Linked DNA regions of Mus musculus: region 2 is linked to region 1. Evidence: chromatin contacts called from ENCODE Hi-C data. All regions are on one chromosome and are shown on one strand. Each heading gives the region's core, a stretch centred on a gene start or an enhancer-like site at or near the end of the contact. The rest is flanking DNA. Distances are from core to core; before and after follow the strand shown. Region 1 holds the start of Wnt1 (wingless-type MMTV integration site family, member 1). Region 2 holds the start of Dnajc22 (DnaJ heat shock protein family (Hsp40) member C22).

Region 1 (4,432 bases), core at 1,197-3,696:
GAAACTTCAGCCAAGGTCCAGGTGTGACTAAGCTCGGGAGAGAGGAAGTGCAAAATGGCCCGCTGAGATAGGGACATTCGGCCAGACTCTGCTCCACGCCAGCAAGTCACTTTTATCTTTCAAAAGTGTGCCATGGAGCCATCTCAATACATCCCACGTGTTGATAGCCTGCTAATCTCTTCTGTTCTGTCATCAGCTCAGGAACCTCTTTGCCCTCAACCACCACCTCTTCTCTGTCTTCCCTCCTAGAGTCCCACTCTCTCGGGAAGCCCCTTCCCTGTGCCTCTGTCCCCGTGCACCTGTCTTACATCTCCCCTGCCATTGGTTCCGGACACACCGACGTACCGTTCGCCCTGCCTCGTTGTTGTGAAGGTTCATGAGGAAGCGTAGGTCCCGCCCCTTCTCCCCGGAGTCCACGAACTCTCGGCCAAAGAGGCGACCAAAATCGATGTTGTCACTGCAGCCCCCCCAGTGCCAGTCGGGGCCCCCAGGGCCGCGCCGCCGGTAGTCGCAGGTGCAGGACTCGATGGAGCCTTCGGAGCAGGAGCGCGCCACGGAATGTGTGACCCCGGCGGAGGTGATTGCGAAGATGAACGCTGTTTCTCGGCAGCCTGTGGGTGAAGCGACCCCGCATCAGTTGAGAGAAGGCGTGGGGCCAACTCAGCACCCTGTTTGGAAGACTTGGTACCCTACAGTCCAACATCCTTGGAGTCATGTGTGCGAAGCATGGAATGCCCTCCTCTCTAAGCTTTACTGAGACTCCAGAGCCTTAGCAGAGCAGCTCCAAGGGGAGATTCCCAAGTAGAACAAATCTGCATAGCCAAGATCGCTACTAGTATTGGCAGTGCAAACTTTGCTGGGTGCGAAGCACAACCCTAGCTAGCCCTCAGAGATCAGCTTCCCAGGTACCTTTGAGGAAGGCTAGGGAAAAACAGCTGTCGCCCAGCGCCCACGATCCGGAATTCCCTTTCTGTGGGCCAGTGGCTCAGCAACGTTAAAGATCATGCTCACAACGCAAGGCTAGAAAGAATCTGGTGCTGACCTACGGTAACTGCCGGCACCAGGCGATTCTCAGTTTGATCACATATAACCCTGGGATGTCTTCCCTGCCTTCGCCCGCCTATGCCCTGGAGATGACCCTGCTTTTCCCTTAATCCCGGAAGCGTCGCTTTCCTGGGCACCCACCTCGGTTGACGATCTTGCCGAAGAGGTGGGGCCCCGGAGCAGTGGGGCAGTTCCAGCGGCGGTTTCGGAATTGCCATTTGCACTCTCGCACAGCGCTCTGGAGCCCTCCACTCACGCTGTGCAGGATCCCCGGGTTCTGTCGGATCAGTCGCCGCTGCTTGCGGCTCAGCAGCTGCAGACTGGGCTCGAGCACCAGCTGCAGACTCTTGGAATCCGTCAACAGGTTCGTGGAGGAGGCTATGTTCACGATGCCCCTGGCGGGATGCATAAGGGTTCAGTCCAGGGGAGGGGACCTGCATCCTAACCATACAGGCTGTACCACCCTATCCTTGCCTGGCCCTGAGCTCCAGAGTCTAGTGAGTGGACAGAAAAGGCATGGCTACCTTAGCTCTTCCTTTCTTCAAGTCAGCCCCCGAGGAGAAACCCCACCTGCAGCCTTGCCCACCTTGAAAAACTTAGGAATTCCACTCCCTCACCTCAAAGCTAATATCTGGTTTTTTTTTTTTTTTTTTTTTTTTTTTTGGTTCAAGACCTAAGGGACACCTGAGCACCCACCACAGCGAGGTTGGGACCTGTTGCTCAGCAGAAACGGGGTCGTATTAAATGGGAATGGTCTCTGAGCCTGGTGTATCTGGGCTTCTGCATGCCAATGATGTGCCCCCACTTCAGCAGAGCTAGTTCTAGGTGTGAGCACCCTGGATGTGAAGTCACAATGCACGAGGGGGGTCTGTAGGTTGGTGATCCCCACAGCGTGGGAGCTGGGTAAGGCCCGTGCCTGGCTCTTTGCCCCAGGACAAGTGGCGGACCCCGTACTAGCTCACTTACCACCATCGGCCACTACTGTTGGCAGCCAGGGCTGCGGGCAGAGCGGTCAGTGCCAGTAGCAACGTAGTAGAAACCCAGCTGGGCAGCAGCGCCCAGAGCCCCATGGCCTGCCTGGCCTTGCTGGTTCTGTGCTGCGGTTCTGACGACTGTGGTTGCTGTCCGCGACGGTGGGACTGGACACAGCGGTGAGGGCAGTGATGCGAGTTCCCAGGCTGGCTCTAATAAGTCTGGAGGCGGGCCGCAGGCAGCATGGTTCGCTGTCCTGGCTGCTGGGCTGAAGCAGCCACTGCGGGAGGCACCGCCTCTTATAGGCCTCTTATAGTTGCGGCGCTGACTGCAGTGAGAAGAGGCTGCCCCTCCGGGCCCGGGCGGCACTAAAAGCACCAGGGCGCACTGGTCAGGGCCACAGACAATGAGTGGCGAGCGAAGCTGTGGCTCTTGCCGGTCTGAGCAAAGAGCTGACAGGCTAACCGTCGGGGCTCACCCCCGCCCCCTGCCTGGTGGCCCCCGCCTCCAGGTCTGCACTGGCCGCCGACCCCTCCCCTTGGGATGGCCTCCCACGCGCGCCGGCCTCACTCTTCTGCGCGTCCGGAGCCCGTCGGGGACCAGCATCCGCCAGGGGGCGCGGAGACAATGCGCTGGGGACAACCTGTTTGCAGCCTGGATTGCCTCCCCCACACGCGCCGGTGGGGCTGTCCTCTCGAAGTCCGTCTCCTCTGTCCCCCCTACGCTGTGGTCTCTTCTCTTCCCTATTCTGAATGGCAGGATGAAAGTTGTGGTTCTAGCCAGCGACTCCGTGGAGACACTTCCTCACCCAGGAACCCCGACGGCTGGACAGAGAAGGAAAAGAAGGAGACAGAGCATGGGTGGAGCTGTGGTCAGGGATTCCCGGGCGTGGGGTGTAGGGGTAGGCTGAGCAAACCGAGCTGGTGGCAGTGAGAAACTCAGAAGCGCCCAGCAGTTTGCCTCTGTGGGCTAGGGGGAGTGTAAGCGTCGGTGTGTCACCCGTGAGATTAAGTCAAAGTGTACATGTGTTCTGAGGGTGCACGCTCCTGTGTATTGGTGTATCCAGAAACTTCTAACGAAGAACATTTTGAGCCCTTTCCAAATAATTGTGTAATTTGGCTCAGGACAGGGAGAGCATGAAGTCATTTTGTTACAGTCACCACTTAACGCAGTGTATCAGGAAGGAGGTGGGGCTGTGACAGGAGACGTCCAGAAGGCTGCAATTGTGTTTGCAGGTGGGTGCATGAGTGTGTGTGTGTGTGTGTGTGTGTGTGTGTGTGTGTGTTTGTGATTAACGACGTGCACTCATAGGTGTCATTCTGTCGCTCTGGGTACCTAGTGTCACCCTATGGCACCTTGAGTCAACCTGTGCTTATCATTAGATGTGCTAGTCATGAAGATGAACCGGGCTTGTTTCTCTGGCAACTAGGCTCAGAAAGGATAGGACCACCAGCCGAGTAGCTGTCAGATGGAGCTGAAGACCTGAGGGAAAGAATGCTTGTGGGAAGAAGCTGGCTCCTTTTGGTTTTGTTGTTGCTGGTTTTGTGACCGGATCTTGCTGTGTGACCCTACCTAACATAAAGGTTTAATATGTAGAACCCATGATGGTCCAGTGACTGCTGGGATTACAGGCCTATTCCGCCACCGTACCTGCCCAACTCAAGATGAACATAATTGGGGGGAATGAGAGATGGCTCAGTGGCTAAAAGCACTGACTGCTCTGCCAGAGGCCCCGGACTCTGTTCTCAGCACCCAAGTGGTGGCTTATAGCCACCTGTAACTCCAGTTCCAGGGAATCAGGTGATGTCTGAGCCCCACTGACACCAAGCACACACAGGTGCACGTATACATACATACATACATACATACATACATACATACATACATACATAAAATAAATCTCCTGAAACAGTTTTTTAAAGAAAGATTAGCAAATTTGTGCCTCCATGTGTTTCCTGATTTTAGTTGGATTTTTTTTCTCCCAGGTTTCTGCAGTGTCCCCACCCCCCACCCCCATTTTCTCCCACTCTTACCCAAGAGCCTTAACTCTTCCATTGTGGATTCTACTTTCCTCCTGATTCCAGTGATCTTCAGGGTCATGGCAGCCTTGGAGTATCAGGCTGCTGTTCCCAATGTGGGATGCAGAGGGCACTGCCAGCCTGGTTATCACGCACCACTGTCACACAGGGAAGCGCCCCCTTCCCAGGATCTTAATATTTCTCCTCTCTTCTATTTCACAGAGGAGATGCTTGGTAAGGCAGTGTCTTCAGGTCCCAGGTCCCTGCTAATAAATGAATCCATGTTAAAGCCACATTCCCAGGAACTGGGATACCGTGTTTGCCTCGCTTGCATGAAGCCCTAGTTTGGATCACCAGCACTGCAAAAGCCAGGAATTGGTGGCGCATGACTGTAACCC
Region 2 (4,355 bases), core at 548-3,047, 310 kb before region 1:
GCCAACAGCCAGTGGGAGGCCCACTATATAGAAGTTGTCCATGGAAGAAAGGCTGACTAGAGCCACAAGACCAAAATAGACACCCACTACTATCTGGGAAGCAAAGCGAAGGAGACTGAGAGGTGGTCTCTCCTCTTCCGGCCTCTGTTTCCAACTCTGGACTCTGTTGGCTTGAGCCACAAAGCTCGGGAGCTTCCAGAATTCCCAGAGCCAGCCCAACCCACCACCTCCCAGGGTGAGCATCCAGAGCAGGGCATGGCTGTCCCTTCCCAGGTACAGGTGGTGGAGCCCAACAGGACCCCCCAAAGCCCAAAGGACATAGGTCATCAGCAGCCCTTTGGCCATCCTCTAGGGCAAGAGTCTCAGAGAAAATCCAGTGGCGTTTGACATTGATCAAATTGCAGAAATCTCAAGGTCCTCTGTGAGAATCACTGCAGTCTGGAGGGTCATCCTTAGGCCTGAGAGGTGAAGCAAGGAGAAAGGCTCAGCAGTAATAAAAATCAAGCTAGCCCTACCTCGGGGTCTCTCAGGTACTAGATGTCTCCTATCTTCCGTTAGCACCCCAGTCCTGTTATTTACAATCACAGTGACTCCATATTTAAGGGAGGAAATGCTTCAATTAAAATATTTTCATTTATTTATTATTAATTTATTGATATTTGAGGCACAGTCTTATTGCACGTTCCAAACTGGTCTTATGCGGCCATAGCTGAGGACATCTTGGTCTTCCTGCCCCTACCTCCTCAAGTGCTGAGGTTATAGGCATGTGCCACCATGTCCAAGGAAGAGAATGTTTTTGTTTTTAAGATTTATTCATTATTATGCATACGTACACTGTAGCTGTGCTCAGACACACCAGAAGAGGGCATCAGATCCCATTACAGATGGTTGTGAACCACCAGGTAGAGTCAGTGCTCTTAACCGGCTGAGCCATCTCTCCACCCCCAGGAAGAGAATGTTTTAAGTGACTTTAAGTTGGGACACTGAGAACTAGGTGCCTGAACAACAACAACAACAACTCAAAAGCTTGGGACTAACGGGTGACCCAGGGGTCACTTGGGGTTTAAATTCCCAGCACCCACATGGCAGCTCATAGATGCCCTCTTCTGGTCTCCAAGGATATCAGGAGTGCATGCAGTGCACACACAAAGGTTCAAGCAAAACACCCGTGTACATAAAGTAAAATTGAGAAAGAATAAGAAGGGGGAAAAAAGAAGCTTAAATTTCTATCCTCCCCTTAGACTCTGGAATAGTAATGGCTCACAGGAAAGGGCTGAAGAGAATACTTTTTCACTGTTTCAAACCCCTTTGAAAGCCAGTGTCTTAGCCAAACTCACTCCTTTAACATCGTGTGTGTGTGTGTGTGTGTGTGTGTGTGTGTGTGTGTGTGTGTGTGTGTGTGTGTGTAAGCGGGTGCATTCTGTAACTCGGCCAAAGCCCTTTCCAGCTTTCCCATCTCCCCAGACTATGCCGTTCTCCCACAAGCCAAATTTGAAAGGGACCCTGAACTCCTTCCACTTAAACGTTCTGGAGAACATTTTGACCCAGACCTTAGCACCCCACAGCCCAGCCATCCTATCCCTATCAACCAGATCGAAGGCACTCTACAAAGCGGCCGCAAAAATCCTCAGAATATCAAATCTGCCTGCCAATCGTCTTACCTACTTCAAGCAAACTCACCCTCAGGCAGTCCCAGCAGGGCCGCAGTACCTGGCAGCCCAGGCTTCCAGGCTGCTTCAGAACAGCCATTGCCTTTGAACACAGATTCAAAATGGCCCCTCTGTAACTGCTCTCACCTCCACACAAGTGGACTTTGTCCCTCAGTGCTGGGTGACTGTGTTTGAAGTCAGGCCACCTCCTGCAGGCCCCGCCCCGAAAGCCCTGGTCAGCCCCTTCGTAGCCACCTTCCGGTCCTGTGTTCCTGGGCTCTGATCGCCCTCTCTACGGGAAGCTTTCCCCAGACTCACCCAGTTTTACACTGTAGGGCCTGGAACCGCGCCCCACTCCCGGCAGTGCGCACCTCTTGCAGCACTTCATTAACACCGCCAGATGGCGCTGCCGTTTACGGAAGGGAGGGTCCCCAAAAGTCCCAGATCTCCTTTTTGCAAGGTTGGGACATTCCTGGTCAAAGCTGTCCGAACCGTGCAGCTACCTGGCGGGAGAAAAAGGGCGACTCTATCAATAAAATTAAAAATCTCGACTTCCTCTCCTCTCCGCCACAAATGGGAGGTGATCCCTGTCTCGCTTCTCTCTGTACTCCAAGACGGCCATTATAGGATCACGTCTAATTTCTTAAAGGAGAGACATCCACTCAGAGGTGAAGGAGAGAGCCCCTCAAGACCCGCAATTCTGCCTCACTACCTTGCTTCCAGGCCTTCCAGTTAGGGGACTCCACAGCCAGACCTGGGAGTCTGAGCCTGCATAGCCCAGAATCCATAGAGCCAGAAGCTGTTCAGACCCTTGTAGCCTGAAGCAAAGGGGGGGGGGGGAACCCACACCAGCAAGGGATACAGGGTGGGGGCGAGCCATCAGAAGAGTAAGGGCAAACCCAGGGAGACTCGGGGGAGAGGAGCCTGCCTTCTCGCTTGGACGCTGGAATGGAGCTGGCTTACAAGATGCCTTCAACATCCCGGGCTACAATCCCCGAGCAGCTCCGTGACCTTGGCCAAGTCACACCCTTTCCTGAGCTTCAGTTTCTTTTAAAAGAAGCTTGGATCTACGAAATTCCCCAGGCTTGATTAGAGGTAGGGATGGAGCCGGTGGGCTTCACTTAGGGTCACTTGTCAACAGTGGGCAGAATGTTTTAGCTCCCTCCAACGTCTAGTTCTAGCTGGGGACTAGATATGGCCCCTTTAGGGCTGAGGAGGGGCGACAAAACGACAACCCAGCCACGGCTGGGGACGGGGGGCGGACGGGGGCGCTGAATAATGAATGAGACTTAATTGGGCCCGCTCTGCGCGGCGGCGCGCTAAGCTTGGCAAACAGCGCGGGCAGAAGCAGCCGCCGCCGCTGGACAAACAAACTCGCTCGGGAGCCGGGAGCCCAGTGCGAACCGCCTGGAGGGGGAGGGGACCCCGGGGAGCCAGGTCTCCTGCTCGCAGGAGGGGCCCAGAAGTGTCCAAAAACGCGAAAGGGATGAAGGCTTCGGGCCCAGCCTAGAAAGGACGGACTGGGGAGGGAGCGAAGCAGATTTTTGCCGTAGAGCCCTGGGACCCAAGGGCAATGTAAGCGCGTGAAAAAGATGGAGAAAAGAGTGGAGGACGGAGAAGAGAGTGAGAAATGAGCGAGGAAAAGGCACATCTGGAGGAGGGTGGTGGAGGGTGAGGGGCGAGAGGAGGACCATTACTGTGAGGAGAGGGCAGAGCGATGGAGAAACGAGAAGGGAGGCACAGGGGACCTAGAGAAGAAGAATTGAGGAAGAGTCAAGGAGAGGGATGAGAGGTGACCGGAATGAGAACAGGGGTGACAGGGTGGGCGAGAGGAGCCCCTGCCTGCGCCTCGCCCTGCCTCGCTCCCGCCCTACGCTCTCTCCAGCCGTCCGCACTCACTTTGTCACAATTACGGGGCCGTCACTCGGCCGGGATTGTTTTCCCCAAATTGTTGTTCTATAAACTGGCTCGGGGTGGGAGGTGGGGTGGGGGTGGGGGGAATCTGACAAGCTGAAGCGGGAGGGAGGGGAGCGTGTGAGCAGCTGTCGAGGGCATAGTAACGTATTTACCCGCCACTGGCCCAGGGCTGGCCTTGGCTGATACAGAAACCCGTGAGGAAATTGATGGCCACCCCAACCTTCGCCACCGTCCCCGATTTTTCATCTTCCAGGCCTCTCTCGGTCTCAGCTGCCTCGGTTTCCCCAACCGAACGCGGCAGGTACTGGAGGCCGAGGCGATGACCAGACAGGACCAAAAGTTGCTTAGCCTTTCCCCAGTCTCTCTGGCCGGCGCCCTCCAGCGCCTGCTCACGTCGCAGGTTTGCACTCTCATTCCTAAGTGTGCCCAGGTCCCCTCACCCCGGCGCCGCTCGCTACCCTAGACCACCTTGTCGCTCCTCTATTCTGCAAACATCTGTTGCGCCCACTGAGCGAGAACTGCGCTGGCTTCCAGCTGCCCCCCTCCGCCCCCAACACCTCCCCCGCCCGCCTCCTCCCCGCCAGCCCAGCTTGTCGGCTCCGTGACAGCCGCCGCCGAAGCCCGGGCCCCGCGGGAGCGGCCGGAGAGGAGACGCTGCATGGCTGGCTCCGACACCGGCCTCCCTCGCGGCTCCAGGGGCAACGGAGGATGGCGGCCGCTGAAGCGAGACCGGAGTCGGCCGCTGGAGTTGGCAGGACTAGACGGGGGAGGGGGGAGGCCTTGGGTGGG

Evidence for each region. A loop is a pair of places that touch in the nucleus more often than their neighbours do.
Region 2: a map of mouse embryonic stem cell shows a loop between it and region 1 (3-fold over the local background). The contact joins the promoter of Dnajc22 here to the promoter of Wnt1 in region 1. A Hi-C loop is called at or near these places in 1 of 37 maps with a recorded cell type or tissue (mouse embryonic stem cell).

The regions. Positions count from the first base shown.
Region 1 is chr15:98,787,871-98,792,302 of GRCm38, reverse strand. Wnt1 (wingless-type MMTV integration site family, member 1) reads right to left here and starts at 2,446. Exons shown (of 4, transcript NM_021279.4): 1 at 2,011-2,446; 2 at 1,186-1,439; 3 at 346-611. The coding sequence starts at 2,114.
Region 2 is chr15:99,096,926-99,101,280 of GRCm38, reverse strand. It overlaps Dnajc22 (DnaJ heat shock protein family (Hsp40) member C22), which reads right to left and starts at 1,797. Exons shown (of 3, transcript NM_176835.2): 1 at 1,681-1,797; 2 at 1-458. The coding sequence starts at 345.